Regions from separate parts of the Homo sapiens genome. Here region 1 is linked to region 2. Evidence: read pairs that join two places in POLR2A ChIA-PET (ENCODE). Cell type or tissue: PC-9. All regions are shown on one strand. Each heading gives the region's core, and the rest is flanking DNA. Links, peaks and the distances in the headings are about the cores only.

The links. ChIA-PET counts read pairs that join two places held together with the same protein. Peaks named below come from ENCODE experiments on the same cell type or tissue, not always from the same donor. Only the 100,000 strongest peaks of a DNase experiment are listed, where the experiment ranks them.
Region 1: POLR2A ChIA-PET joins it to region 2 with 22 read pairs; 2 of 35 experiments call an interaction of 5 or more read pairs at or near these places.

What each region holds. Positions count from the first base shown.
Region 1 is chr2:57,873,441-57,889,357 of GRCh38, reverse strand. It overlaps LOC124907769 (a long non-coding RNA gene), which reads left to right and starts at 2,700. Exons shown (of 2, transcript XR_007086324.1): 1 at 2,700-2,852; 2 at 4,151-4,280. RefSeq lists silencers at 8,618-8,818, 11,066-11,145. In PC-9, for the core only: no CTCF peak of the experiment used is centred there; DNase peaks (open chromatin) are centred at 6,997 and 11,457; H3K4me3 peaks cover 1,953 bases; H3K27ac peaks cover 2,659 bases.
Region 2 is chr2:57,799,176-57,815,092 of GRCh38, reverse strand. No RefSeq gene overlaps it. Among named protein-coding and RNA genes, the nearest start is that of VRK2, 240 kb to the left of the region's middle. In PC-9, for the core only: no CTCF peak of the experiment used is centred there; no DNase peak of the experiment used is centred there.

The DNA of each region.
Region 1 (15,917 bases), core at 3,596-11,595, 73 kb before region 2:
AGAAAGCAGGGAAGCCCATATGCAGTGGGGATGGTTAATAGGTACAAAATACGTTAGATATAATGAATAAGATCTCATATTTAGTAGCACAATACGGTGACTATAGTTAACAATAATTATATAATTTAAAATTACTAAAAGGGTGAAATTGGAATGTTCCTAACACATAGAAATGGCAAATGCTTGAGGTCTGTATACCCCAATTACCTTGATACTTTGTATGCCTGTATCAAAATATCCCATGTACGCTGTGAATATATACAACTATTATGTGTTCATAATAACTAAAAATAAAAAATTTAAAAAAGAAGAAAGTCACTAAAGTCTATTTTTTTTTTAGAAAAACTTGAATACTATGAACCACATACACATTATTATCTCATTTAATCTTCACCAAAATTTGATGGGGTACTGTTATCCTCATTTTATAGATGTAATGAGGAGCCTGGGGTTGAGGGAGGTCAAGAAAAGAACTTGCCCAAGGATACATAGCCAGCAAGATAAAACAAAGAGAGAAAGTTAATGTGAGGTTTAAGTGGACCTCCCAAATCAAAGTTGTGACTTGAAAGTAAGACTTTTGAGTTCTAACTTCTTAAATCCTGGTTTAATGTGGTCTCTTTGGATGTGAACCTCTACCATGACTTCCTGCAGTCGTATTGAGGTGGTGGTGGCCTTTTCTTCCTTTTGTACTAAGCACATAGATCTGTGAAACCACTGGCGCCTCTTGTCTAAGGAGTCAAGGTCTAGAGGTGTCTGTAGCTGGGGAAGGAGCCTTCAGCTGCTCTGCTCTTCGCAGTCAGACATTGCCTCCCTGAAGATTCAGAGTCCAGGTTCTTGGTTCAACAATTCTACTTCTCTAGTTCTGAGATTGATAATGAACAAGTGCTGCAATAAAAAATGCCAACATACTTGAGAATATTCTTAATGAAATCAGTTTCACAGGCTTTTGTAGAGAAGTACTGAAGCTGGGGAGGGGAGACAGAGCTAGCCAAAATATTTCTAGGTAGAGCTGTGGGAGCTTTATATCCGAAGGTGCAGAACTGAAGAGACATGATTGAGAGATAAAGGAGCAGGAAGAGACAACCTTTACTAGTAATTGCAGAGACAGTCTAAATAAAGTAGCAATTAATAAGCCAAATGATAAAATGATTGATCTAGAGCTTTCTCTCTAGCTTTCTTTTTTTAAGGAAACACAAGCAAACTTCAAATGTTCACTCCCATTTTATATGACACATCCTGCTCCTTGCTGATAGCCTTATGTGTGGAACCTCTAAAGCTGTACCTTGCCAAATGTTAACTAACAGTGTATGCTGAAACCTCATTATGAAAGGGGTATAATAAGAAAATAAGGAATATTGCAACCAGCTGTAACCTATAACATTCTAGTAACTATCTTGTTATAAGAGATAAACCCTGATTACTAAATTCCAACACTTTGTAATACCTCAGAGGAAAAAAATAAAAGATAGCAGTTTTTCTTGCACTTGTTTTTCTTTATATTAGATTATTAGATTCTATATTATCTTAGAGTTCTAGGTTTAACTATCTGATTTTTTAAAGTACTGGAGAAAAGATCAATTTATCTCCACCCCCTAACATATTACTTGAATATATACTAGTATTTGTGATACTTCCTTACAAAGGAATTAATACTTCCCTATGCAAGTATTAATGACATTTTTTAGAGAAAAGGAAAGAGTAGTAAGTCATCTCTTGGATCTAAAACAAATGTAAACCACCTCAAAGCTTTTTTCTTAGAAGAAACCTCATGCGATGTGCACCATATCAAGATTATAGACACAGAATTATACCGCACTCTTTTTTATTTAAATCCAGGTGTAATTTGTGAAACCTTTCTGCTTCATTCTAGAAATGAAACTCTAGCATTGCCTTCATGTTGGGCTCTGATCAGTTTGGTTTTTCAGATACACCAAGGGGCTTTTATTTCATATCTTTGTGAAATTGACTAGTTTCTAAAGTTATTCTTCTATTATAATTTAACACATTAAGAGAATAGAAAAAAGAGAGATAGTGTGGTATTATTTTATTACTACATAAAACTCCACTGTCAGAATGGAAAATATAGGAAAAGCTTGGCACACAGATGGCTAAAAAGTTAAAGCTGAGTAAATGATCAGAGAGAGAAAAACAGAACAGTATTGAGTCTATGTTCCTCCATATTATTTTGTATGCATATCTTTGAATTTGAAATTCAAATAAGGAATATATATATATATGTAATTGCAAACAATTTTTTGATAAACAAGTAGGCCAGATATCCAAATGAGAAGATGCCGTTTTGCCCTCTCATTCCATTTGATAACAGAAGCCCTTGTGTCACCTTATGTTATAGGAATGGAATTATAGGGATTAATATGAACAAAGTTAACCCCTTTTAACTTACTATCGCATAATGTTTTCAGCTTCCATGCCATGAGGATTCTGGGCAGTGCAGGGTGGGGGAGATTGGAGGGGTGCAGAGGAAAGGAAGATGTGAAGGGAGAGGAATAATAGAAACCTTTTTAATATATTGATGTGAAATGAGAAGTAATTCAGAAATGCAATTTAGTGATGACCTCTCCTCTGGGTGGATATGAAAAGCAGCCTTGTTTTCTTTTATAAAGAAATGCTGGCATGCTTGACTTTAGTGAATCAAGAGAATTGTTTGGCAAATAACAGTGATGGTGTGTGTCCTTGTCAGAACACCTGCTGTATTCTCCCAGCAAACGCTGGGGCCACGGCGTCTCTCCTCTAATGACACCTCATCAATCCGCTCCTATCAATGTCCCAGCCATGGAGGTGACTTCGAGTGCTCAGAAGCCTTAGAAAATGTCAACGTTTTGGGAGAAAAGGTCAGTCACAGCTTCCCCCCCACCTCCCCTGCCAAGCCACCGTGGGCCTGGCGTTCATTATCCTAATTAAATCCAGCAGCTGAACATCTTCTTATCTGTAGGGGAGGAGAGCACGGGCATGATGCAATAGGATTGATTTGCATATCCAAAGTTAATTAGTGCGGAGGAGCAGGTGTACAGTAATAATAATTATCACACATGACAATCACCTGTGACCACTTCCCCGCGCCCCTTCCGGGATTCAGCACAGTGATTGCTGGCTGGTTTTTTCCTTGCTTGATACCCATCCTGAGCTGTTTATGTCCTTGTGCCTCTCTTCACAAACCTGCTGTGAGTAGATTGTCTGTTCCTTAACAGGCGCTGTATTTTTCTCTAAAGGTATATTTTCCCCTGTTTCATTTGGAGGGAGAGACTATTGTAAGGCAGCTATTTTCAATTTTGTTTGCTGAAGTTGTCATATCCTGTTGGAGCCTGGGTATTTATTTTTAGATTACATGTAAGTGGATAAGGAAAAAAAAATGCTCAGGATCATAATTTGAAAATCCCACTTTGCATCATTTGAAGATTCTATCTTGAGCATATGCTGGGAAATCAGTCTGATCCAAAATAAACTTATTAGGCAACAGACACATGAAACCAAGTGACAATTTGATGTTTGCCACAAGATTATCCATGCCAGTTTGAAGAGGGCAGAGGGAGCTGAATACAGAACTTGAATCTTCCTAGTCTGTGGACAGTGCAGTAGAATGCAGGCTGCTGATGCTCACTGGACACAAACCTGAAGAAACTGAAAAAGATTTGGGTGGGTTGTTTAGGATCTGAAGAATCCAGGGTAAACAAACAATCAAACACTAGCATGATACTCCAGTAGGAAGACGTCAAATTGTAGCCTTGAAGCAAATTCAGTGCAGCTTGCAGGATGGCTCTCATGATGCCTTCATCACAGAAAGCTTAGATAGATTACACTCTTTGGATTTAGTTTGCACATAAATGTGTAGGTTGTGCATGTTGAAAAGTGTTTTCTCTGTCAAATGAGGGTAATTTTTTCAAATTAAGCCAAAAAGCATGCCCTGGAAATTGGATGTGCCTTTACAGAAATGAATTATTGCTGTATGTTATACAGGAATTTAACAGTCACAATGGTAGGCTAATAAGTAGGTAAGAACAGAATATTAAATACAAAGAAATTTTTGTGGGTAAAAGGGAGGCATTAATGTTAAATTAGCTATGAAACTGTGAGTGTTTTTAATTTTTTTTTTTTCATTTTGACTTTTGTCTCTTTCACTTTTATTTGTCAGGGTACACTTTTGCCAATCAAGTCAAGTATAACAGGTAGGCCTCCCTTTCACACAGCTTTAATGATAAGTGACAGAGTCGGCAAAAGGCATTCAACTGCCTGCAGAATGCATTAAAAATTTAAAACTTTACTTATCAGTCTTTTATTAAAACTTTTTGTAATTGTACAAAATTATTCCCCCACTGGGTTACCTTTCAATATGGAGTACAATTATATTTCTGACACAAAATAATTATAATTTTAAAAAGCTATAAGAAAAAAGTATTATTTTTTAAAGCAAAATCCATCCATTTTACATCCATGAAGAGGTATTGCAATGAAAAGTTAAGCAATTGCTGAGCCAAAACTCCAGTTGTGAACATTTAACTTTCAGTACTAGACAGCTAGGTGGAAATCTAGAAATGTAAAAGAATTATGGCTTATGGTCAAAGACTTCCTAGTCCTTGTTTGTTTATTAAGATAATAACTTTTATGTAGTATACCTTTAATCTATCCATGTTAGTGTAGCTAAAATGCCACATCTAAATTCTTTCCAACAGGATAAAAACCATTAGTAACTGTGTTTTGGAGAATTATCTGTGTTTTTTCTACATGCCTGACATCATCTTATGTAAAGATTTTAAATTCGAGAGCTACTAGCCCTGGACAGTGCATGGGCAGAGCAACATTCTAATAATTCCCAAATCTCCACTATGGTCATCTGGTCTTTTATCTAAAATTCTATTGAGCAAGTTTCCAGAAAAACAGGTGTCCTGTGTACATTCTCCTAAGAGATAGAGATCAACACATATTCTCTTGGGCATGTTTGTGTATAAGTTGTTATAGTTGAAACTCTGGGAAATATGGAGATGAATTCATATTTCAACTAGGGGCTGTTGGAATCAGCTCAAATGTCCATAAAAGCTGACACTACTACACTTTCTTAGCTTACACCCTGATGGCACATCCTTTTTGAATACAAGGAATACTTACTATGTATTTACTAAGAACTCAGCATGATATTAGGCAATTGCACTTAAATCCAAAGATTTTCAAGTCTTGTTCAAATCTGTTCTTGTCTTCAACTAGCTCACAATTTAGAAGGAAAATTAGATATGTGAAAACCAAACTATAATTCTATGTGAAAAATTCCAGGACTCTTCTAAGTGAGGAGTGTGCCATGATCCATTTGTTGTCAGAAAATACTGGAACTTGTATGTGTATTTATCTTTCATGCTATTATTTTAAATTTCTCTTTTTGTACTTCATGTACACAGCATAAATATATAAATTGGGGATCTAAAAACTTAAATTCAAAATTTAAATGATCTTCTACATGGAATACGTTTATATCTTTATGTCATATGTAGAAGTTTTCATAATTCATTTGGAAACGAGCATCATATGGTTATGGTTATACTGTGTATGAGAGGTTTGGAAACTTTAATTATAATCTTGATTATACTAGTAGTGCATCTTTAAACAAATAATTTAACATTTAATGTATCTGAGGTTCTGTATCTTATATTTTTGCATAATTCCCTCCCTTAAATAACAAGCATATATTGAGAGTTAACTCAGATTCAGAAACTTTTCTAAGCAATCTAAGTGTATTAATCCACTTGATACTCATAACTTTATTAGAAAAGTACTATTATCCCCATTTTACAAATAAACAAACTGAAACAAAGACAGATTAAATAACTTTCCCCGGGTGGCAAAGCTAAGAAGAGGCAGGCCAGGAGTCTGAAGGTGGTGTTAGAGGATTTCTAAAATAATTTCGAATTCTAAATTCATTGAGTTTCCTATGGTAGTGCTATGGGCTCATTTGATCATTTATTGAACATTTACTTTGTGCCAGACATTGTGCTAGGTGTAGATTATACCAAAATGAAAGATGACTCCCAGTCTATTGGGAAGATAGCCATGTAATCATGTAGCTATGGAAACACAGAAGGGAAAGCACGAACTGGCCAGGAAATGTCAGAAAGAACAATATTAATAGAAGTGCCAAAGTAGAAGTAGAGAATGACAGGTAAACAGGGCAAGCAAAGGTATTAAACCAGAGAGGGCAGCATTAGCCAGGGAGCAAATGTAAAAGAGAATGATGTGTTTGAGAAAATGAAAGCGGCTCAGCATGGTTAGAGTCCATGTTGTGTATGGGAGGAATAACGAGAGGCTGGAAATGGGACAGGGGCCAGATCCTGAATAGCCTTATTTGTTGAGTGATTTTAGCTTGTAGTGGATAACGAGTTACTGAGAAACTTTAAGGGATGGAATTATATGATTAGATGTGTATTTTAGAAGTTCTATTCTGGCTCTGGTATGGAGATTGGAGAGGAGAGATGTGAGGCTGAAAACTGGGAGTTTCGTTTTAAGAGTATTGAACTTGTCTGTTCACTCATTCTTTCGTGAAATTCTGTTAATCACTCATTGACTTAACCTGTATTTTTTGATGCGCCTACTATGTGCCAGACATTGTTCTAGATGCTTGAACTCTATTAGTGAAGAACACAGGCAAAAATCCTGGCCCTTGAGGAGCATAAACCGTGGCATAGTTCACTTGTAATTACAAGGAAGGACTTGGTTAAAGGGACAGTGTGGTTAGAGAGGGGAGAGGTATCTGTGATATATTTAGGAGGCAGAACTGACAGGACCAGTCATTAGGAGTGAATCATGGATTTTTAAAATAAGGACTGAAAAACCATTGAGAATTAATTCTTGTGAAGGAAAATTATCCCAACAATGAAAGTGGAAATTTACTATTCAGGAAAGCTGGGGGAGGGCAGTCAAACTGACTTTATGGGCACTGGGAGTAGGGTGGGGAGGAATGAGTAGCCACCGGGAACATTCTTTAGTCCATCAAGATGACTCAGGAGACTAACAGCCAATTGCCCATCACGAACCTTTTGACCTTTGATCTCAGAAGTTTCCAGAGCAAAACGTCCTCTTGAAAGTTTTGATTTTACGTTTGGAGGGGGAATGAATACAACATCACTGGCAGCTATGTTTCTAGAAGGGACTTCCTAAAAACAAAACAATTAAACATGGAGGTTTTATATGGTGAATTTAGATTCTCATGGCCTACAAAAAGCTGAAGCCCTGTGATTATCTTTGCCCAATCAGGGTGAGTCAGACCCACCTATTGCCAACTTTAGAGGATAATATATTAACTTTGTAAATGAAAAGAAACAGCAAGTTTACATAGAAGTTTAAATCACACTGAACACTGCAACAAGTCTCCACAGATAACAATAGTACTTTGCCAGCTGTGGTCTCCTTGACCTGCTAAGGTATTGCAGAAATTATAACGAACAAAGAGAGGCTGGGTAAGTGGATGGTTAGAACATCAGATTTTCAAGGCTTTTTCTATCCTTAGTGTTGACTTATTTAAGTCAGGCTTTGGGTCAGATTCTTGACTCTTGTATGCCTGCTTGTCCACTGGGAGAAGGGGGAGAAGAGCAGTACTTGGCACCCAGAGAAAGTTCATGAAGTGCGTTAAGGGCCTGAGTTGAAAGGCTGTAACATCATACAGAAGTGGATAGCATTCTATTTTTATTGACAGCATGAATAGGAAGCATAGGTGGTCTGACTGAAAACATCTCTGAATAAGAGTCTTTTCAGAAATGTGGAATGATTGGCAAAGGCCTAGAAGGCAGGAATGTCATATGCCTTGGCCCTGGAAATTGTCATTTGGCATAGAAGGGGTAGCATTAGAGTTGGCCTCAGATCCTCATGGGCTCAGAGGTGTGGAGGAGGGAGAACAAGTAGAGCTCTCCTTCTCCACTGTTGGGGCCCTATTACATGCTGCTGAAATAACTCTGACACGTTGGGGCTGTTAATGCAAATTTAGAAAATAAATCAGTCTTGGGGAGATGAGTGATAAAATGCAAACAACAGGGAAAGAAAGGGTCTTTGTTTACTTTCTCTTTTCCTGGTGTATGGCTAAACAGGTTAAACACCTGTGAGAAGAGGGTGCTTCAGGGACACCCTTATACTCAAATTGTTCATGGGTGTCTTGGAGATTGCATTCCTCTCCTTGTGCAGTGATTAGTTGCCTCTTCGTCACTGGCGACGCTGGCAGCGAGGAGCAGGGCCTTCACCTGCAGGTGTTGCCATGGCAAAGGACACTTGGAATAGATTCAGGCAACATTAAAATGCAAAAGTGAAAATAAGAATAGAGAGAAAATAGAAGCTTGATTCAGGGAGACATTTGAGTGGGTCAAATCGCCTCCCTCACAATAGCCATTGCCAAACTTGAGATCAACCCCACCTTTTCCCTCTTGACTCCTGAGGTTCTCTGAGCTCTGGCTATGAGGTGCAAAAGACGACTTTTTTTTTTTTTTTTTTTTTTTAAACACAGTAAGGTTTACATTATTTTGTTCCTAAGAAATATGATTTGGTTTCTTAATCCAAACAGGGTTAAGAAATTATGAAATGAGAATTGGTTTTTGGATGCTATAAAACAATTCCTTTTTTAAAAAAAATTCAAAAGTTGGCTAGCAAAGTAGCTCGTTTTATTGGCTCTGGATTTTTCTCTCATTACCACCTTCTTTAACATCCACGTGGCTTATCAAGGAAGCCAAACCACATTTTTCCTGTGTCATCCCAAGAGACTTTGCCTTAACTTTCACTTGGTTTTCACATTGAATTAAGCGTTTTCTTTCTTACCACTTCTGTATATTTATCTATTATTCAGAATAGTCGGGTTTATTTACTAAGCTTCCCTAGAACTTGAAGATATTTATGGTCAGAATTCCTGTAAGTTATTATTCTCTAAGTCAGAAAATCATCTATGTCTCTAAATATTTTAAGAATTCCGAGTTAAAGCCAGTGGCAGATTCCCTTTTTACACTCTGACTTGTTGATTTGCTTTGTTATCTAGGTAGTGATGGTTAATAATAACATAGTAGTAATAAATATTTACTGACTGTATAACCAGTTACATTAGAATTCTTGGGGATGGGCCTAGGTATAGGTGCAATCTCAGTGCTCCCCAGGGTTAAGGAACTGTGTGGTGGAGGTTCATGGGATGATTGGGAAGGTAATGCCTGTTCCATGGTGGATACTTGAGCCACATTGGTTTGCTGAATTGCTTATGAGTTATTGTAAAAAAAAAAATGTACCTTGCCTTTGGTTACCCCTTCTCTTTACAAGGGCAGGGTAAAATATGGGGCTCAGCTAGGCTGTGGGAATAGGGAATGGTGTGGGAGAAGCTTGGGCCTAGGAGCAACATCTGTGGGACTCTTCCTTCTATGCCCTTCTGAATCTATTGAGAAGGATCAGCTAACTCTTTGGTGCTATGCTATTAGAAACCCGGAATTAAAATAGAATATTTCTTAAAATGGAAGGGCTTGCAGTTAACTCAGGTCTGTACAGTGAGGCCCCATTGTTGGTAAGCACTTGGGCAGGGAGGAACCATCTTCTGGATATTGGAGTTATCTGCATGCTCTATGGATTTTCATTTCATATCATTTCTGTGTTTCCTGTAAAAATGAAGAGAAAGTTTCTTCACTGTGAACCTTCTCTTATGTGATCTAGGGTACAATTAACCCTACTCAGCTTTCATCTTGAAAATCGATTCAAGTAAACAAATGACATTTCTTAAGAAAGGTCAGTGGGGAGGTTTTACTGTAACATCTATTCTAAGCTGGAACCTGGGAAGTCCTCACAGGTCCCACAACAAGAAAATTTCATTTAAATGGACTAGGAGAAAAAGGGCAGAAAGAAGAATGAAGAGGGCCTAATACTGAACTGTAGTTCTCCTACATCCAGAGGTTAATAAAGTTCCTAAGTTTGCTATGTACAAAGAAAATTGCCTCCAAAATAACTAGTAATACTAGCATTCTCTGACCGTTTGAAGGTCAATATAGTAAAATACTTTTCTGAATCTGCTGTCTACCTCGAAAAAGGTATGTACAAAGATTGCACCAGATTTTCTGAATATTCTGGACAAATTCTGATCTGGTTGTACAGTTTAACCAATTGTCAGTATGCCAATACCCTATGCGTGAAGCTGAGGCACCAGAATGATTTGCTGTCTACTCAACATCTCCCTTATTCCACACTATAAGTAGGTCCCAGAAGTTCTTTGATGGGACAAAAAGAATTAATGCCAAAGTTGAATGAGTTACAGCCGCTACCACCTAATTAAAATGATTTTGTGCCAGTTGCTTTTGTTGGGCAAGATCCACACATAATATAATTTTAATCCTGTTTATATGCACTCTTGGGATAGATTTGAGATCAGCATTGCCATTTAAGTGAGGTTAATCAAGCATACTGTATGCAGCTTTTGTTTCTCCACTGTATGTGAAAGGTGACCATTGCTGACAGGTTACCCAACTGGCCGCTTACTCTATTAACAAGAAGGAGGTGGTTTTCAGTGTCTGGTCATTAACCTAGCCTCAGCCCCAGTGACTCTTTTCGCCTAGTCCTTGGAATAGTGCAGCTGTTGTCAGTCGCAGAGGAGAACTCTAGTTATGAACCGCTTTGCTTTGGCTGCAGCGACATGCCTCTACACAAGGAGGGGGGGAGGGAGAAAAAAAGAAAAAAAAATACAACTCCCCTAAAAAGCAAACACCGTTTTTTTTTGTATGCCTGGCTCTGTTTATGTATATAAAATGGACATTATGGTGGAGTGAAAAAGACCCTCGTAAAAATCCTTCTTGAAAACTATTGTTGCTGACAGCCATGACCTCTGTGAGTCTGCATGTTTACCCATAATTCATAATTAACAAAGACATTAGAACTGCCACAGGAGAATTCTGGGCTTTATTTCTTTCTAACTGGGCAGTACTAATGCTGGAAGTGCTCCCAAATCAGTGATTTAACATTTCAGGAAATCTTGGAGAGGCAGCAGAAGCCTCCTTATATAGCTCATACGCTGGGACTTTGGTGATACAGATACGGCCGAGATAATTATTCAGCTCTCGTTATTGCTGTAGCTCTGCACCTGATCCCCGAGCCATTAGAGCACTCTGCAGGTTATTACAACTATCAAACATCAAGGTCTCTTTTCTAGTCTCTTGACTATGTGGTTATCATTTTACTTCTTTTAAATCCCCCATCTGCATAGAAAGCCTCTGTGTTTTTTACAGAGATCTGCTCACAGCCTTTCCCCCACCCTTTCTTTATTGCTCCCTAAATGGAGTCCTTTTCTTACTAGCACATTAGCATAAAAATATAAACCTCATGCTTCTCCACTTGTATTGTTTTTATACCCTCTCTCTTGTTTGATTTCCTCTTTGAGGCTGTGCACACCTACACTTTAATTTGGGCAGCCAATGAGTCAGTGGAAGAGAATTCTCTTGAGCTCAAGGAAACCATGATAATATAATTTCTGATGATGGGTGTTATCAGTGGCCATGTTTAACCTTTTCCTTAGTTGAAGGCCCTCTTGACTTTATTGGGTGTTTCTACCTATTGCTGCTGTATCATAGATTATGCCCCGAACCAGCAAATTGCAAGAGAATATAATGACAACTTGCCAAAAAAAAAAAAAAAAAAAAAGAAAAGAAGAAGGGGGGAGGATTTTGTATTGTGGATGTACTTAATAATTCATTAGTTTTTTTTATCTCTTTCCCAGAAAGTGTACCTTTCTTGAAATTTAATAGGAAACTGTCTTTTTGATGACATGTATTTTCAGTTTTGGTCACAATCTAGTCCTGTAATAAGTTTGCTTCCATTACTTTTCTAAACAAACTATAAGATATTAAAACCAGACAGCTCTGAATATTCTGAGCACTGTGTCAGCTATCTAGGGATAGGCAGTCACTTATGATACATAAAGATAATAATACAAATTAAGAGTCTGAAGCAAGTCTCTTTGGACTGCATCTTAAATGAAAGCAAGTTGTTGTTTCTGAATGTTTTACACAGACTTGCTTCTCTTCAAAACCTTTATTTAACATGATCTCCACCAAACACCTGTAATAAAAAAAAGGCACTCCACCCGCTGCAGGCCTATATATAGAAAAAGCTAATCCACAAGGGGTGAGGGGCAGTCACAGACAGTATGGTGGGGCTGAGAAACATATGGCTTCCTCACTTAATATTGCTGCACAGTTGTCCCACACCATATTCCCTTAAATGGGCATTAATTTTGTAGCCAAATTAGCAGGCTATAAAAAATGAAAATAAAGACACTTTTTGATACTACAAAAAACCACCATTAAGCGTGACTTGATAGCATCTATCCATTATCTCTGTGTGTATATTGTCGGCAGGTGTAGTAAGTGGTGCATGTAAAAAATGAAATATAGAGAGGTTTCAAATGTAGGTAGTGTTTTTATGAGCAGTGAAAGTTAAGTAACTGTGTGCTTTAATCTGTACTTTACTTCATCAGCCTATGCAGAGAAACCATCTGATATTCCTGACTTATAGAAGAGACTGGTTTCTTTTAGGATCTCCTTCTGGCCCCTTCTGTTGAACCAAGGAGGTTTTAAATATTTTTAAAATCATATTCTCCTCTTTTGTTAACTTAATGGTGAATGTGTATTTTCTTCCCTAGGAACTAAGGAGCATAGACTTCAACACAAAATATATATTTATTAATGCAAATTCATATAGATCAACTATAACAGTAAATCAGTAGGTAGCATTTGTTGTGAATTGTTTCCCCATTATCAATGACAGCAGTAAGAATGCTTCACCTTGGGAACTTTGTATTACTGCTGAATCATTTGAATACTGTCAGAGGTTCCCTATTTAGGATGTACTTTCATTTTTACTACTATATGAAATTGTAATTCCTCCATATGTGGTGATCCTTAATACCAGAAACTATGAGTTAAAATCTTTCATTTTATCTAGTCTGCCCTTCTTATTTAATGTGAAAACAAACTCAGAGAAGCCAAATAACTTGCTTAAAGTCACACAGCCAGCTAGTTCATAGAAAACTTTGGTTCTGGTCTCTTGACTCTTTCTTTCTACTATACCACATTGCTGCTTCCAATAATTATATAATTATCGATGTTCCCAAAGCAAGAGAAGGCACTTGTGAGTTTTATTTCTAGAAAAAGTGATAGTTTGTTCTTAGCCATTCATTCGCTCATTGGTGAGAAAAATGCATAAATTTGCAAGATGGCGGGCCAGCAATATGGCAAAGGTCTTTTCTTTGTATGACAACCAACTGACCCCTAAATGAATTGAACCCTGACCCCCTTCCTCATTAGCTCCAAGAAAGCTAACTAGCCCAGAAACAATTGTTACAAGCAAGCTACAACACAAATTCACCATGTTATTCCTATGGGATTAATTAGAGAGCTAAAACAATGCTTTCTCTTTGAAAGACATACAGAATCATATTGTTATGTTCTTCTGACTTGCGAACCTCTTGAAATTTAATGCAAAATTTTATGTAAGGACAAATATATATTCCTCTGGAGAGAGGGTTCCAAGTTTGCATAAGATTTTCACGATGTTTGTGAGTGTGTGTGTGAGATCCAAAATAGGTTGAAAGAGTTGTTCTATTTCATGCTCCAGTGCATTGTGCTGATGTCATCACTGGTGTTGGTGCACTACCAAAAATACAAGAATTGCATTATGCTTCACCATATTGGAGGGCTATATTATTTATATATTTTTTTCCTTAAAAAAAGGGATGGCAAGTAAATCTATACATGTAGCCCTTATAATTAGCACCAAATCGATAAGGAGTAATTTGGGATATTATGATAATTTAATTTGAATAGGGATGAATGTCACCCAAATCTTGAGTGCTGACTTTTTGTACCCAATGAGAAAAAGAAGGCTATAGCCTTGAGTGTGGGGACATGATAGTATCCAGGATAAGGAGAGTGGACTATACAAAAAATGAAATATTCAAATATTTGACAGCATCTTTAACTTACTTAGATGTTATACAATAAATAGTCAATAGGACCTTTCTAGTAATCAGGGGGTTAAAGCACTATAAAGAAACTTCCATATGTACTTTGTTATCCAAGAGACAGATAGAGAGATGTCGTTCTACTGATATATTACATAAATCATGGTGCCAGCCAGAAAAACAACAGATGACCAATTTGTACAAAGCATTTTTTCCTTATGTTACATTTATTTAAAATACATTAAATCGTTGTGCTAAAATTGAGGCAGCTGGCAGTCCAGGCAACCTTATAAGATTTGTGTTTTCTGGATCCAGGCCCATTCATTTGGAAAGGTGAATCCACTGGGCTAATATATTTGCTTAGTCATATGCCAAGCCCTTGGAGAACACAGGTAGTCCAGAATTTACCATGCATTCCATTTTTTAAAAAAAATCAGAAATATCCTGACAAATGAAAGTCAGATGGTTAATGCCCATTTACTTCCAAGTGAAGTCACTGATTAATGGTGCCAAGTCTCAACCCAAAGAAAAAGACTCATATGGGATGTAATCTGAGAAATCTGGCCATTTTCCAGGGGCTTCTTGTCTCTTACTTTATATACATCAACAACGTGGTGATGCCTAGTTGACCTTAAAAATAAAAGTCATGTCTGAGTTGGATGGGTTTGTGTTAAACTGATTCAAACATGGGCCTAATATGTTAATGGCATTTTAATGTTTGCTGTAGCATTATTTTAGCCCATAGTTTTTTTTTATCAAACTCTTAATGAGTGATGACCTCCTCAAAATGGTAAAGATCACTCAATGTTAAGGGTTTTATACTTACTTAAACCAACTTTCAGTGACTATTGTCAACTGCATTCGAAACCAATACTGGATAAACAGGGCCGTAAGAGAGAAACTCATCTTAAGTGGTCTAGTGTCCTATTGGGGCAGTTTCTTTAGTGACAGCTTAACTTCTGTTAGTGGTCTCACAGGGATGTAGTGGTCTTACAGTCTGTGGTCATGTGAATATCTAGTCATTCAATGACATTAGTCATTCAAATGAGAAGTTGGTTTCAACAAATTTGTCTTCCCTGTTGGCCAATATTCAGAACATGGGATTTCTTCAAGAAGCTTCATCTTGAAAATTGAAGCTACCAAAATGTTAGGTTTCTATTTAAATTCATCAACTATTTTTGTGTCACTACTGTGTGCAAAACATGCTAGGAACATATTTGGTAAATTTTTAAGGACTTAAATATTATTTTTCTCTTAGGAGACTGAATTCTCTTAGGAACATAAAAAAGAAATACAAAACAAAGTCTGTTCTCTCTGTTTATGATCTTGATGGAGAGATTTGTATTTTAGAGAGACAGGCAAACAATGAACAGTTCCAGACCATGAATTGTACCCAGTTGAATGTCAAGATATATAATAGAGATGGTCATGAAAAGTTAGAAGAAGCGGAGGTTATAGGAGGTCATTAACCTAAAGAGGTCATTATGAAAGGTTTCTACAAAGAACACTAATGGAAGAGGTAGGAATTGAAATAAGCTCCAAAGTGTGCAGAAGATTCAGATGTGTAGGGTTGGGAAAGTATTTGATGGTGTTGGCTGATAATGAGAGTATTCTAATAGATTCATAACACCACTATTAGAATGGATATAAGACAAGTTTTGTCTGTGAGCACTTAAAAAATGGTTAGTGGCTTTCCATGCTGGAGAAGGACAAAAATATGAAGCAGGGAGAAAGGAATTGATTTTTTTTTCCTTTTAAAACTAAGAGTATGCTGCAAAATAATGGGGACAACCTTGGGGACTTGAAAATATTTCCATTAAGAGTGAGCCCAGGAAAGGGCACAAGTGAAGGGTTCTTGGTAATTATATTAGAGTTAGATCCAGAAATGCTAGAATTTAATTAGTAGAACATGTTCATGGCAGAGCTTCCAGGATTGAAAACCCTGGACAAAATGATG
Region 2 (15,917 bases), core at 2,807-10,806:
ACTTGGTATATTGGATGTGTACTTAAAACATTATTTTAAAAAATATTTTAAGGCTTAGGATAATGCTATTTTCGTTTATCTAGAACTTTTGTTTCCTTTTGCCTGGCACCTAGGGAAAGATAGCAATCTCTGATTTTCTTTATCCATATTCAATGTTTGAAAATTCCTGGGCCAATCAGAAGACTAAAGTTAGGCTGCAGTTTCTGTGAGAACCAGTTTACTTCTGGTTCACTTTACTCAAAATATGCAGCTCTTCACAATCTCAACCCAAAATAGGATTGGTGTAGCTGGGTTTCCACCTTAGTTGCATTCAGGACTCTTAACTTCTAAGACAAACGAAATCTTACTTAGTTTTACCTCTCACCACTTTTTTCAAGTAGACAAATGGCTTTATGGCTAAAAGCTATTCTCTCTGGACAGGTGATAGTTTTTAAACCCAGCTTGGTAGTTCCTTATTCTTCTGTTAGCTATGTAAAACTTTTAAGAAGATTGAAAGTATTTTAACTCATTGTAACTCATTATATTGTATTTCATATGGTTACTTCAAAATATTTACTCTCCCACTAATGGAAACAAAAGGTCATCTACTTTGGTTCCCTGTAGATATCGATTTGACCCAATATAACATTTTGAAAAGACCAGCTTCTGCCTGCTGATCTGCAGTAACACTCTTCTCATAAATCAAGAATCCACATATTGATTGTTTCTGGACCCTCTAAACTGTTTCACTGGACTATTCTGTCTTGCACCAATGCCACAATATTAATTATTTTGTACTTACAGTAATAAATGTCTAGCAAAGTCCTCTCACTTTGTTTATTCTTTGTTTTTCAATATACATCTTAGAATTGTCTTATTTTCATAAAAATGCTGCTGGGTAGCTGGTTGGATTATTGAATCTATATATTTGAGAACCAACTTTTTAAAATGTTGAATACAATCAATGAATATGTTATATCCTTCCATATATTTGTACACTCCAATTTTCCTTCATAACATTTGTTATTTGGCAATGCAGAAGATTTGCAAAGCTTTTATTATTTTAATTCTGGATATTTAAAGATTTTTTTACTACTGCACATATTTTTTTAAAAACTTAGTTTTTCTAATTTTTGTTGCTTTTACATAGGTATGTAATTGATGCTTTAAAAAATATTGACCATGAAGCCACCAAACTTGTGTACTTGGTTAATTAATTAATTAATTAACTAACTAGAGTTGAGGTTTTGTTCTGTCACCCAGGTTAGAGTGCAGCAGCATAATCATAGTTTACTGCAGCCTTGAGCTCTTGGGGTCAAGTGATCCTCCCACCTCAGCCTCCTGACTAACTAGAACTACAGGACTACCACTCCTGGCTAATATTTATTCATTTATTTATTTTCATAGACAAAGTCTCATTATGTTGCCCTGGCTGATCTTGAATTCCTGACCTCTCGGGCAGTCCTCCCACCTCAGCCTTCCAAAGGGCTGGGATTACAGAAGTGAACCGCCATGCCTGGCCAACTTATTTATTAATTCAATTAAAGTACCTGTGAATTCTTTTGAATTTTCTTCATATACAATCATCATCTGAAAATAAGAAAGTTTATTTCTTCCTCAACAGTCTTTAATCCTTCCATTTATCTTTTCTCGTCTTCTCGTAATAGGTACATTGTTGGATAGAAGTGGTAACAGCGTGCATTTTTATTTCATTCCCAATAACAGGAATACTTGCAGTATTTCACCATTAAGTGTAATGTTTACTGTAGATGTCCTACAGCCTTTATTGGAATAAGGAGGTCTCCTTCTCTTGTAAATGTGCTAGGGCTATTTATTATGATTCAATTTTCTCAAATATTTCTCTATATCTCTATAGATGATAATATGTATTATTTGGATTATTTTTGAGTATTATAAACTTTTCCCCCAGAATAAACCAACTTTGTTGTAATACATTATCTTATGTATACATTGCTGAATTTATTTTGCTATATTTTGTTTCAAATTATTGCGTCTATGTTCATGAGTGAGATTGATATGTAATTTTTCTTTCTGATAATGCCCTCGTCAGGTTATTGCCTTAATGTTTTTATAAAAATATTTGAGAAATTGTTATTTTTCTTTTCTCTTGATGCATTTTCTCTAACAGTGGACTTGAGGCATCTGTTTTCTTTTTGTGGTTTATTGGCAAGTTTTATTTCTCTAGGAATTTTTAATTTAATCTAAATATGTATAATATTTAAATAAATATTTTAATATAAATATTTAAATTTATTTGTAAATGTCTGCAAACTTTTTTTTTTTTTTTTTTGGGATGGTGTCTTGCTCTGTTTGCCCAGGCTGGAGTGCGGTGGTGCAATCTTGGCTCACCTCAGCCTCCACCTCCCGGGTTCTCCTGCCTCAGCCTCCCGAGTAGCTGGGACCACAGGGACATGCCACCATGCCCAGCTAATTTTTGTATTTTTAGTAGAGATGGGGTTTCACGATTTTGGCCAGGCTGGTCTCAAACTCCTGGCCTCAAAGTGCTGGGATTACAGGCATGAGCCACCATGCCCAGCCTCAAATATTTTGTATCTACGGCCAGATAGTAAAATAATTTAGGCTTTGTGGTTATACAGTGCTTCTCATAGCTATTCATGAATGAAGGCATGGATAATATGTGAATGAAGTGTGCCTGTGTTCCAGTAAAATGTAATTTATAGGCATTGAAATTTAAATTTCAAATAATTTTCACATATAATACATTATTTTTATTTTTTTCAACCATTAAAAATATGTAAACCATTCTTAGCTCATGGATATATAAAAACAGACAGTGGATATGGACAGCAGGCCATAGTTTAATAACCTCTGGCATACAGTTGTTCAAATACTCTCGTGATTTTTCTGAGATATACAGAATCGTTAAGAATGTTCACATATTTATTAATATTGGCTATTTATTTTCTTTGTAAGACTAATTAAGAAAATTAGTCTTGCCAATTTTAAATTGTTTTTAAAGAACCAAATTTTGGCTTTGTTCATCTCCTGTATTTTTTTTTTCTAGTTCACTTATTTGTTCTTATAGTTATTTTCTTTTTATTTTGTTTAGATTTAATTTGCTGTTCTTTCATTTTTTTAGAAGTATGCTTGAACATTGATTTCAGCTTTTCTAATTTTTCATTTAAGGTTACAAATTATTTCTCTAAGCATGGCTTTAGCTTTCCCCTTCTACCTTTAGTATTATTTTCATTATTGTTAAAAATATTTTCTAATTTTCATTTGATTTCAAATTCATCTCATGAATTATTTAGTGCTGTATTTATTAATTTATATCCACATGTGTACCTATACAGATAGATTTTCTTTTATCTTTTTAGTATTAATAGGTTAATTCTGTTTTGGTTAGATCACATATTCTATATGGTTAAATCCTTTGAATTTGGTTGCATTTTTATTTATAGGTGAGAATATTTCCAGTTTTAACAATTGTTTTATGCAGTCTTCTACAATATGTCAATTTGCTCAAATTTATTAATTTTGTTATTCAGATCTATTTTTTTGAGGATTTTCATTTCAACTTGATTCATCAGTGATTAAGTTATATTTCTTGGATTCTCCCATTTTAGCTGTGAGTTTGTTTATGTTTCCTTTTTGGAAATGTCAGTTTTTCCTTTATATATTGTTAAGTCTATATTTCAGATAAATAAATACATTTAAAATTGAACCTTTCATTGTTATGAAATGGCTTTCTTAATCTCTATTACTGCCTCTGGTCTTAAAATGTATTTTGAATGATGTTAATATACCTACACTAGGTTTCTTTATTGTTTACATGAGATGTTTCCTATTCTTTTACTTCAAAATATATATCCTATATTTGTAGTATTACTCTTAATAGAAAGCAAGTATATTGAATTTTACTTTTTGTATTTAATGTGACAACATATGTTTATATTTCATGTAATATGGGATATATTTGAGTTTAAATTAACTAGTTCTTTTTTATTTTTTTCTGTATTACGTCTCCTATGTTTCTTTCACTTTCTTCTTCCCTTCTTTTCTGTTTGTTGTTTTAATTATTATTTTTTTAAAATTCCCCTCTATTAGCTTGTTAGCTTCATCTTTTACTAACTGCACTATAGCACAACATATGATTTTTCTTCTGACATTCACAATTGTATTTAATTGTACATATAGTTTTTAACTCAACTATATATTATTCCACTCAGCCAATATTCAATTAGAATTATATCTGCCCTATCAATTGCTCTGAACACATTATTGATTCTCTGGGTTTCATTTGTTATCTTTTTTTCCTTGACTGTAGAAATCCCTTTAAAATTTTCTTAAGTATGAATTCACTGTTAATAAATTCTTTGAGTTTTTTTAAAAAATAAAACCCTATAGTTTGCTTATATTTTAAATGGATATAGAATCCTAGGTTGGTAGTTGTTTTCCATCAACATTCTCAAGATGCCATATTATTTGATTTTTCTTGCTTACATACTTTTTATTTAATAGCTGTTAGTCTTATTGTTGCTTCCTTGCATGCAATATGCCTTTTTTCTCTAGCTACTTTTAAATATATTTCTTGTTTTGGTTTTCATAAGTTCTATAATAAATGTACAAAGGTGTTTTACCTATATTTATTCTTATTGAAATGTATTGTTTCACTCATATCTGTTTTTTGTAATATTATATCAATTTTTGAAGAATTTCAGTCATTTTCTCATGAAATACTTATTCTGACGCTCTCTTTTTCTGGAACTCAGACACTTTCATCATGTCTAATTATCTCATGTTCTTTTTTGTATTTTCTATCCTTCTATGTCTTTATAATTTAGTTTTAGTATTATGTTCTAATTTATCTTTCAGTTTACAGTCCTTTCAGCTTTATTCAAATTTTTGTTAAGTCTGTTTGAGTTCTTGTTTTCAAGTTGTGCTTTTTAATTCTAGAATTTTCAGTTGGTTCTTTTTTGTACTTATAGGTTACCAATTTTCTGCTAACATCATCAGTATTGTTTTTTACTTCTTAGGATGTATTAATTACAGTTTTTTTTTTTAATTCAGCATCTCTGAGGTCCACTACATAGATCTTCTTTAGGACTCTTGTGTGGTTTGTATATTCTCCAAGTTTTTTTTCGTTTGTTTGTTTTGAGACAGAGTCTTGCTCTGTCACCCAGGCTGGAGTGCAGTCCATGATCTCAGCTCACTGCAACCTCTGCCTCCTGAGTTCAAGCTATTCTCCTGCCTCAGCCTCCCGAGTAGCTGGGACCACAGGCATGCACTACCATGTCTGACTAATTTTTTGTATTTTTAGTACAGACAAGGATGTATCATGTTGGCCAGGCTGGTCTTGAACTCCTGACCTTAAGTGATCCACCTGCATTGGCCTCCCAAAGTGCTGGGATTACGGGCATGAGCCACTGTACTCAGCTTATACTCCAAGTTTTTTATTATGTTTGTTTTCTTCCAGGCCTGGTTATGTTAATTGTTGCCAAACATTGTACATGACTGCAAACATATCTAAAGTCTCTGGATGACCTTCTCATTCTCCAGAATGCATTTACCTTTGCTTCTGACAGGCAGTTAGAGTAGAGACATTAATAATACAGAGTCACCTCAACCCTATAAGAAATTGAAGTGATTTGAAACTGAGCTTTGGTACTTGTGAGAACTGGTTTATTTTCAGTTTTCACTTACTCTTAGAATGTAACCTTTTGAAATCCAAACTGAAAACCTGAGGTATATATGAGGTCATCTCTTCTTGAACTCTAATTTTTGTTTTTTCAACTTAGCACATCTGTTAAAATATCTGCTCAGTTTCTCAGTCCCTGCAAAATCCCTGCATGAAATTTGCCATCACCCTGCAGTCTCAGTTACAGGGCTCACCTTGCTAGGCTTTTATTCTCTTCTTAGAACCTTGGTATCTCTCTAATTTCTTCAAAATGATTTCATATATACATTTATATATAATTTATATATATGTATATATACACTTAAATATCAGTATGGAATAGGGAAATATACATATATATTTCCTTTTCCTAAATATATATAATTTGGACATATGTATACATAATTTTTGTTAAAATTATATATATATATTTGGACAATATAATATTTAGGAGATAGGAAAAATACGTATAAATATGTTTATAAATATATTGTCCAAATTTTGCAATTGTTTTCCCTGAGATGGTTGGTCTGAAATAATGTCATTTGCTATTGATGGCAGGAGAGCTCCCACTCATTGTATTTTACATTTGTATAGTTTTCTATTCCTTACTGATATTTTGAAATGTATCTTTCATGTCTTTAAACATAGTAAGTGTTGTTGCTTTATGAACTGTATCTGGTAATTTCAATATCTGATGCACATCTCTGTTTACTGTCTGCTGTTTCTGCTGGTTCTGGCTTACATGAGTACCCTATTTCTTTTTTGTACTTGTTCCTTTTGTCTGTGTACTCCAATTGCCCTTGAAAAAGTATATTTTTTGAGGCCCCAAATGAAGGCACATTCTGCCAGACTTACATTTGCTTCTAACTAGTGCATGCAGTTGTGATGAATAGAAAGTACTTTTAACCCAGGATAAACTTGGCATTCTTGGGAACCTCTAGAAAGCAAATCTACTGGAAGTTTTGCCAGAGACAACATTTATTCAAAGAACATTTTAAAATCTTTTCTTTCTTTTCTCTCAATTGTTCTTGCGGTACTTACAAGGCATTGCTTATGGATAACTTTCATATTAGGTACGCAACTCTTCGTGTTCCAGATTAACGTGAGGGAGTCTCCTCTCAGACTCCCTGCTATAGGAAGCCCTAGGATTTGACTTCCTTTATCTTCTGCCTATAGCACATTTTGGTAAACTTAGCACACACCTTCTAGGTAAAAGCAGTTTGGTGCTTGGCTTAGTCTTTCTGTGCTACAATAACGAAATACCATGGACTGGGTAATTTATAAAGAACAGAAATTTATTGTCTTACAGTGCTGAAGACTGAGAAGCTCAAGATTAAGGGGCTGACATATTTGGTGTCTAGTGAGGGCTATTCTCTGTTTTCAAGATGGCATCTTGTTGCTGCATCCTCTGGTGGGGCTGAACACTGTCTCCTCACATGGTGCAAGAGACAGAAGAACAAAAAGGGCCAAAGTTCGTTCCCTCTAGCCCTTTTATAAGGCACTAATCCATTAATGAGGACAGATCCTTCATACCTTTATTATTTTACAAAAGGCTCCTTCTCTTAATACAATCAGAATGGGGATTCAATCTCAATATGAATTTTGGAGGAGACACATTCAAACTATAGCAGTGCTCATGTATACAATTTATATATTCACGTTTTCTTCTTCCTACCCTCAAGTTCGTGCCTGTAGTTCTCACCAGTTGTTAGCTCTGAAATCGTATTAGATTTAAATATTTAAATCTCTTTAAATATTTTAAAGGAATTTTCAAATATTTTATCTAGTATTTTAATTTGTATAACTGGTAGATTTGGTTTAAATAAAATAATTCATCGTAATTTGAAATAGAATTTTTCTATCTTTTTGTTTTTAATGTATTAGGAAAAGAAAATGTGGCCTTATGAAGTATGTTGTTGAGAAGTTATTGAATTTATTTTTGATGTGGTAATAAAATATGGTCAAAATTATCTCCTGGATGTTTAAGACAAATGGTTCTTTTATTCTTTATTGGGCTTAATGTTGTTTATATATATAATTTTAGTTACATATGTATCTATTATGGCAAATCAATAAGCTTTAGTGTTTGTACATATGTATATATAACATTTAATATTCTTTCAAATATATATTCACTTCTTTGTGTACTTTAAGTATCAATTTTCAATACATGTACATTAATATGTTTACTATGATAAATATTTTTAGTTTTTTAAAAAATTTCAAACTGTTTTAAATTTATGCCCACAAAGAAGTGAGAAGGTTGGTAATGAAAAGAGAAAATATCTGAATAGTTGTGAGGCTAAACCTAGAATCAGCAGTGGGATAGCAGGTAGCTAGGGTATGATGAACAGGCTGGAGAGTTAGAAACACACAGATGTTAGGATTCTGTGTCTTATATCATGCAAAGATTTAAACAATAAACCGGGTAATAGGTCCTAACATGCATCTTTAATTTTGTTTCTTTCATCTGGTTTTCTTAATGAAAAATGATTACTGAGTTGAGTTTCTTGAACTCTTGGAAAAGCTTTAAAATATGTGTAACTGTCTTTTTAAAAAAATGACTTCATGGGAAAAGGTATTGTTGTATGCAGATTTCCAGTGGAAACCTGCAGATGCTCACATAAGAAACATTCTTGCCCACTCTTTTGAATAAACATGTTGCAAACCCAGTATATTTGCATACCCAAGAGAATAATTGTCTCAAAGATATGGGCTGTGAACACATGTGGTTGTCTACCAGATTATGAACACCAGACTTGAGACATATATTTTTCAGGTGTACAGCTTGAGGAAATTATTGAACACTCAGCACAAATGCCATGTCTTGGGGAATATTTGGAGAAATGTAGGCGCTACTGTATTTTAAATAATCAGTCCCTCTAGCTCTCATTGTGACTGATGGAAAATTTATTTTATTTTCCCTTGACAAAGGGAAACAAAATTGTAGCTCTCTTAATTCATAGTTTGTTAAGCAATTTCCATTTTGTAGTTGCATCTCACAGATGTTCTGAAATGGTTAAGCCAAAAAAGCATGTTTTAATTCACAAAAAACTTAGAACAAAATACACTCCTATCAGTTGGTTAATGTGTGTGTGTATATATATATATTCTCATTGATAACTCACACACAAAAAGAAGCATTTTTATAGGGCCGGTATAATCCTTTCTTACTTTATGGGTAAAAAGTTATAAAGTCACATACTATGCCTGAATGTTTGACTTTTTATTTATATTTTGCAATTTAATGCAGTGGAGCTGGAAGATGTGAAAAATGTTTAGATACACATGCAGCTCCTGTAGGTCTGAACAAACTCAAGTCCTCAACCTATTATCTTCAGAATTTGTTATAACATATGCCTATTAAATTGGACCAGATCTTATTTTTAGAGTAGCCCCCAAATAACTACTTTTTCAAAATATGTCCAGTGCTAGCAACAGCTTCTTGTGGAAAGCAGCTGTTTCAAATCATCCTGTTATAAATAGGGCAACTATAGAGCCTGGTTTGCACAGACCACTGTACCTTAGACCTTTTGTCTGGGATTAACTATTACTATTACTTATGCTCTCAAAAGGTACAGTTTTAAATGATAGATTATGCAGCCACACCAGATTTAGGAGGCTAAGTTCAGTAACATTCTGAAGGAGGAATAATGGCCTAACATTAGAGTCATACTATACCTCCTCCCATTAAAGTATGCCTTTACTTCAAGCATCCCCCGGCTCCCACTCTTTGGCTTAAATATATAATTTCTTTATATTTTTGTTAAAGGTATACTCAAGGTTTTTTAGCTTGGTGATTGTGGAAAATATTACCACTATCTATAGTTTAATTAATAAATCCAGTACAGACTTCTGTCAGGTTTCTCCTGCAGTAGAGTAAGAAAAGTTCTCTATATTAATGCATTTTAGTGGTTCATTTTTCCACCATTATCTGCCCACTAACAAGTCCTCAAATATAAGCAACTTATAGAAAATATTTTTGATGTGCCAGCTAAATATATTTAAGTGTGGGTAAGTTATTCCTGCAGAATGTTAACTGTCAAAAGTTTCCCACTAACTAACCAATGGCTTTATGTTAATTTCCATATGTCTTCCGTCATTGGATTCTTGCTTTAGAGAAAGGTATGCTCTTCTTTGGTCAGACTTACAGATAACTAAGGCTATTTTTGCATTGATTTCCTGTTTCTTTGTAAAAATTTTGAACCCTACCTTCTCAATTCTAGAAATTGGGTGATCAGGAAGCTAATTAGGCTTCTGAGCAGATAGCATGTGGGAACCTGACTTACCACATTCTTACAGGAATACCGTGTGGTAATTTTTCTTAATCTTTCTCAGAGCATGCTTTTATGTATACATGAACAAACCAAAACTCATGAATCACATGGATGTTTTGAACTTAAGGCTAAACAAATGGCAGGAACCACAAAGATTAATGAAAAATAAGTTTTATAGAATGAGATACATTCAGTGTAATCTTCTTTTCATCTACATGTGGAGTAATTTTCTATAATCATAATCATATTGATGATCAGGTGGGCTCAGGATCTCAAAATGGTCAGAAATGCTATAGGTAATAGGAACTGCTGTATTCTTAAAAGATTTTAAGTGAGGAAACTGAGCTATCAAAAATAGTTCTTGTTTAAACTTTAAAGCGAGCTAATCATCTATGTGTGAAGCCATTCCAGATAGAGTTTTACCTTTATTTTCTATTTTTGTTATTAAAAAGTGTGAGAAATAACATCTTATTTATTCTATTAAGGTGAAAGGTCAATAGCCACCTGTAGGATGTGTATCTTCTACCATCATGATAACAAGCTTGGTTAGAGCTTAAAATAAAAGAGGTGTTACCTTTTCTCATTTTTACAATTTTACTGTATTTCTTAATTTTAAGGGTGGAGAAGGAGGAGGATTATTGTCTTTCAACAGGCTTCATTTGTCCTATTTCTCATAAAATATTGTTCAGTTTTGGAATGTGTGTCAGGTGATATTCAGGCTTATAGTAGAGTAAGACATTGTAACCTGCAATTTCTTCTAATATAAGAAGTGAGAAACAGAGGCTACACTCATGTTTTCATAATTTGTTTTTCTTCTCAGTAGAAGACCCTTGATTGCTAACTTTCTTAATGCCAAGTAACAGAAACTATCGACGTATCCTGTGTAACAAATATTACTTTCTTTGTTCCTGCTCATGATCATTAGTGACTTCCAGATAACTTATCAATTATTGTCTTCTATAATACATAGCACTAAACACTTGAACATAGATGCTTGTATTTGATAGTCATCTGGCATCATTTATATCATTTATGAACATGAACATGTACAATTGACAAGACTTCATAGATCCATGGCAAGTATAAGCCATCACTGGTGAATGATTTCACAATTTGTAACAGCTCACATGGTTTTGAGACCTTAAACCTTAACCATTCTTCTTTGCATCTTCTGTCACCCACCATGTTCAACACGAATTTCCTGGTGGCCCAGATACTTGCCAAAGCAGGAAAAGCCTCCCCAAGATTATCTTGCTTTAAATGCGCAGGAGAATCTGAGCTTGTATGGCATTGTTATTGATTAATCATATCTACAGTGTTGTTGATTTTTTCTGGTTGATTTGGAAACGAGAGATGGCAATCAGGAAACTATCAACACATTGAAAATAAAGGCACTTTTAAGATAGGAAATAAATAAGGCAGGGAATACTCTCTACTGAGTAGGGAGGCAAATTCTGAAAATTTTCAGATACTTTTTATTCCTGACATAGAAACTTGCCCAGATGTGATGAATGTGGGTTTTAAATTGAGCTCTGCCCCACACCTTCAGGCAAATGAGTCTCCACAAAGGAAAGGTAATCATAGCTCCAAAACCAAGTAGGTATATTACAAAGAAACAATAATAAGATATAAACATACCATTTAATCATTAAATTGAAATGGATATGTTTTTCCTAGCACCTAATAGATTATCTCAAAAAGAATAAAATTCACATATATTAAGTTTTTGATTAAGCCCTACATATTGAGCTTTCTCCTCATTCTTTGCGTTTAAGATAGAAATAATGTTATTTTAAAGGTTAAATGTTTTTTAGAAAACCATTTCACTTTTACATAAATTTAAACTTTCTGAATATTTAAGAATTATATAAATATAAACTATTGTTTCCTTTCAAAATTTGTTTCACAAGAGCAGACAATAGATCTCCACTTTCAGCTGCACATTTAGATGTTTCTTTTATTTTTGAGTGTACTTTCTCCTCAATCTTTCCACAGAATTAAAAATTTTGTTCCTCTCATGTTTTATTGAAAAGGCTCTCTGCCATTATATCATTTCGTTTTCCGGTTTTATTCTTTTGTCTGAAGGCACATGCAGCATCCCTGGTTTAAGGACTCTAGACAGCGAGAGAAATGGATAGCCACGAGAGTATCTCTAGTCAAGGTTGAAAGAGAGCTCATAGCTTTCTAAAACGAACGCCGTGAATGGGGGACATTTAGGTTATTGCCATGACAATTCTAATTGTTGGAACTTTATTCTTATTATGGTCTTTATTCAGTTGGATTCACCCTAACAGCACACATAGACGAGTCACTTTAATTTCTGGGCTGGTTTTGGAGAACATGTAGCCAAGAATCATCATCTTTTTGTTGCGATAACAAAACACACGGTCAAGGGGGTCTAAATGGAATTGCATTTTATAGGCATGCAGAGATCGGTATGAAGTAAGACATGCTCTCTTTGACCTCTGGAAGCTCTCTCTAACAAATGATGGGGCTACATTTTAAATTACAGGAGATTCCAATTACTGTGAAATTATGGGGCTATATGAGCTCCCTCTATGGGCTAATTTAACGTCTGCAAATTATATTTCTTGTTCTTCTTTTTTTTTTTCCTTCTTCCCATTTTTTTCCCCAACAAAGCCTCTGTGTGGCCTCTGGGATGGGGTGGCCGCCTAAGGGCCCTGAGGTTGTGCTCCTTGGAGCGTGTGCAAGATGGCTGCCCCAAGGCTGTTTGAAGCTGGCGCGTTTGAAGCTGCCGCGCGTGTTTGAAGCTGCGGCATTTGAAGCTGTCGGGCTTGAAGCTGGCGCCTGTGTTTGAAGCTGCGGCATTTGATGTTGCTGAGGACGTTTGTAAATTTGAGACAGACTTTAATATTGTTAGACGGTAGGGGAGTCCTTTTCAACCCCCTTTTCATTTTTTTTTACTTGAACTTTTAAAAAAGTTTTATTTAACTTTTTTTTTTTTCAACTATTTTAACTACTTATGTCAGCCGAGGAATGCTGTGATTCACAGTCATTATTGTAAGGAGGCTGTTATGTATTTTTAGTGCTGCTGGGACCATAGGAATTCTTGAGTGGCTTTGACTGGATACAACAATGTGGAGAATAATCCCAACTGTGAAAAGTGCTACTGTGGCCACAGAACAGTACAGAATAATTTTTGAAAAAGGGCAATCTTCTTGTTGCTTTTAGAAGAAGGCCGAGTATGCTCGCTGTTGCATTAGCAAGATTGATGATTGTAGAGGTAGAACAAATGTATGTGAGCAGAAGAAGTTGGGAATTCATAGGTGTAGGAATTAAGTTTGCAGTTGTGGAGCAAAGCATTTTCTATTTTTCTTCCTATTATTTTCCCTTCCAAATTCTATAAAAAAGTAGGGAGAAAGGTGGGTGTAGTTATAAAACAATGCTGTCAACCCTTTGGACAATACTATAAAAATGAGTGGTGTCTGATATGAAGAGCATCTATTCTGAAATGTGAGAGAGAAGAGAATGAATATTGCTGCTGTTGGTAAAGGAAAGAAAACAGATGGTTATCTTATAGTCTGTAGATTATGGTTTTATAAATATCTTGTTTGGAGGAACCCTAGATGTAGAGGTGAAAAGCTGGGAAAATTGGGAAAGAGCCATGAGTTGTCAAATCCAAAATAGGATGGATGAGAAACATTTTGGTTTTGGTGCAAATCATTTTTCACTTAATTCTCAGCCTGGATCAACATCATGCACTTGAATGCAGAGCTGATGAAATACGACATTTTTATGTTGTCCATGGTTCCTGGCTGATGGATGGTTTAGGTTAGAAGGCTACTTTGGTGGCTTTGCCATGAGTTTTTCTCTTTGGAAGTAGAGTGTTTCATTCTGCTAATGATTATTCTTTTGAAAGTTAAGTAATGCTTTCTTGGCATTGGCTATTTGTCAGAGCTTAAACCTTTTTACTTACATGTCCACCATTAAGTTTTTTCACTGTGCAGAGCACAGATTTCTATAGAATATACTTCTGTTATTCAGCCATAATTTGGGTTTTATTTCTACAACCCAAAAAGATTAAGCTGTTTGTTTCTGTATTTCAGTCATTTGTAGCAAGGATTTACTATTCCTTCAGTTCCAGAAAAAGCTATCTATTAATTTCATATCATTAAAATTGAGTTATTGCCTTATAATCTAGATGGAACTAGGTTTTATTCTAATAAATAATTTAAACATGTGCTTTACCTATTTAAGAGTAAAATGTGTCTTGCATACCTTTTGAATGATGAAAACATTTATTTCCCATTACTTCATAAAGCAGATGATCTTGGAACGTGTTTTCTTAAGAATAATTGTTTTTAAGGATTTTCCATCATTAGTTCATCATTTCTGATTTGGGTAGGTATAGAAATTGGGTATTTTTCTTTGTCCTATATAGATACATTTCTATCCCAACGCAACTTGCCATTATGAGCTTCTTCAATTGTATTCCTTTCAATCGGTGTGTCTTTTCTGATCTATTAGCTAATCATTTATTTTAATGTTAATGTTTTACCAAATTTGTATTTTGAACTTTACATGAACAATATTAACATCATTTTTTGAGAATTGAGTAAGTTCCTACACACTATCAATGAAATATACTAATACTGAGTCTATTATAACAAGTCATTTAATAAATTATAAAACATTAAAAACTAAACAATATAGGAAGTTCATAAAATTATTGGCGCTGCACCTTTTGGTTTATATACTGTTTTCAGAATTAAAAAAGAATTTCCTAATTTAAGGAAACAGTGCATTTTACACATCTATACACACACATACACATGGGTGCACAAGTGTTTATGTCGTTGTGTGTGTGTGCGTGTGTATGTATATTGTTTATTATAAAGTCTTCCTCATCAATTCAATTTTTTTCTTACTCATCAACCTCTGTGATATTCGACCCATGTTACTGGTTTTTTAAGCTTAGAGAGAATTCTTTGATTTTCCTACTCCTTGCCATGATGTAGTCTATGTAGTCTAGTAATCTACATTTGATAACAAAAGAGTTGCTTGAGAGTAATTGAACACACACATGGTTCGGTGAGTACTGCATGCATTTTATCATATATTTGCTTAAGCATAAATAATTTAAGGAAAAGGATAAAAGTTGAAAACTGGTGTCTCTTATACAGTAAGAAGCTTGTGGGCAAGCTTAATCAGTCTGGTTGCATGTCCCATATTACCCTTGTTCCTTGCTGGCTTAGGCTAATATATTGCTTCTTATTTTTCAGAACATTTATTGTAATTTTTTAAAACATACATTTAAAAAAATTTTCCTCTTTCCATTTTATTTCATTAAAATTAATTTCAGGTAACTTTTCTTTTAATGAATTTCCACACATATGTACCTCTTTCAATGACTCCCCAAAATACAGGCTGTAAACTGATTAATGATTTCTCCTTCTTCACTGTGTAGCTCTTTTTCTCTTACCTGAGTGTTCTGTCCTCCATCTATTTTTTTCTGCCTCTATCAGAATTCTCTGCCATCCAGTCATGATGTTTATAATTTGCTTCCTGTGATACAGAAATAACAAGAGTAACTTGATGAATGGGATCCAAGCCGAAAACGGCTTTTTCCATTACACAGCATTGTGACATTATTTTTCTTACAACTCTTAATAACAGTATCTTTGTTATAACACTGCATAGACTTATTGATTCTATTAATACTTATGCGATTTGTTATTACCTCATATTTTTCTCTTGTAATAAGTTAATCACATTTGTTTCCTTAAGTGTTTTGTTACCTTATTTTTAAAGCAGAAACGATTAGAAATTCTATATATAAACTTTCTGTTTTTTGTATACTTTAAAAAATAAGCTTTATTGAGATATTGTTAACATACAATAAAATTTCCCAATATTGAATACATAATTCAATGAGATTTGAAAAATGTATACAGCCCTATAACTATCAGTGCAGTCATCAAACGTTTGCATCAGCCTGAAAATGTCTCCCATATCTCCTTTGACATCAATTTCCTACG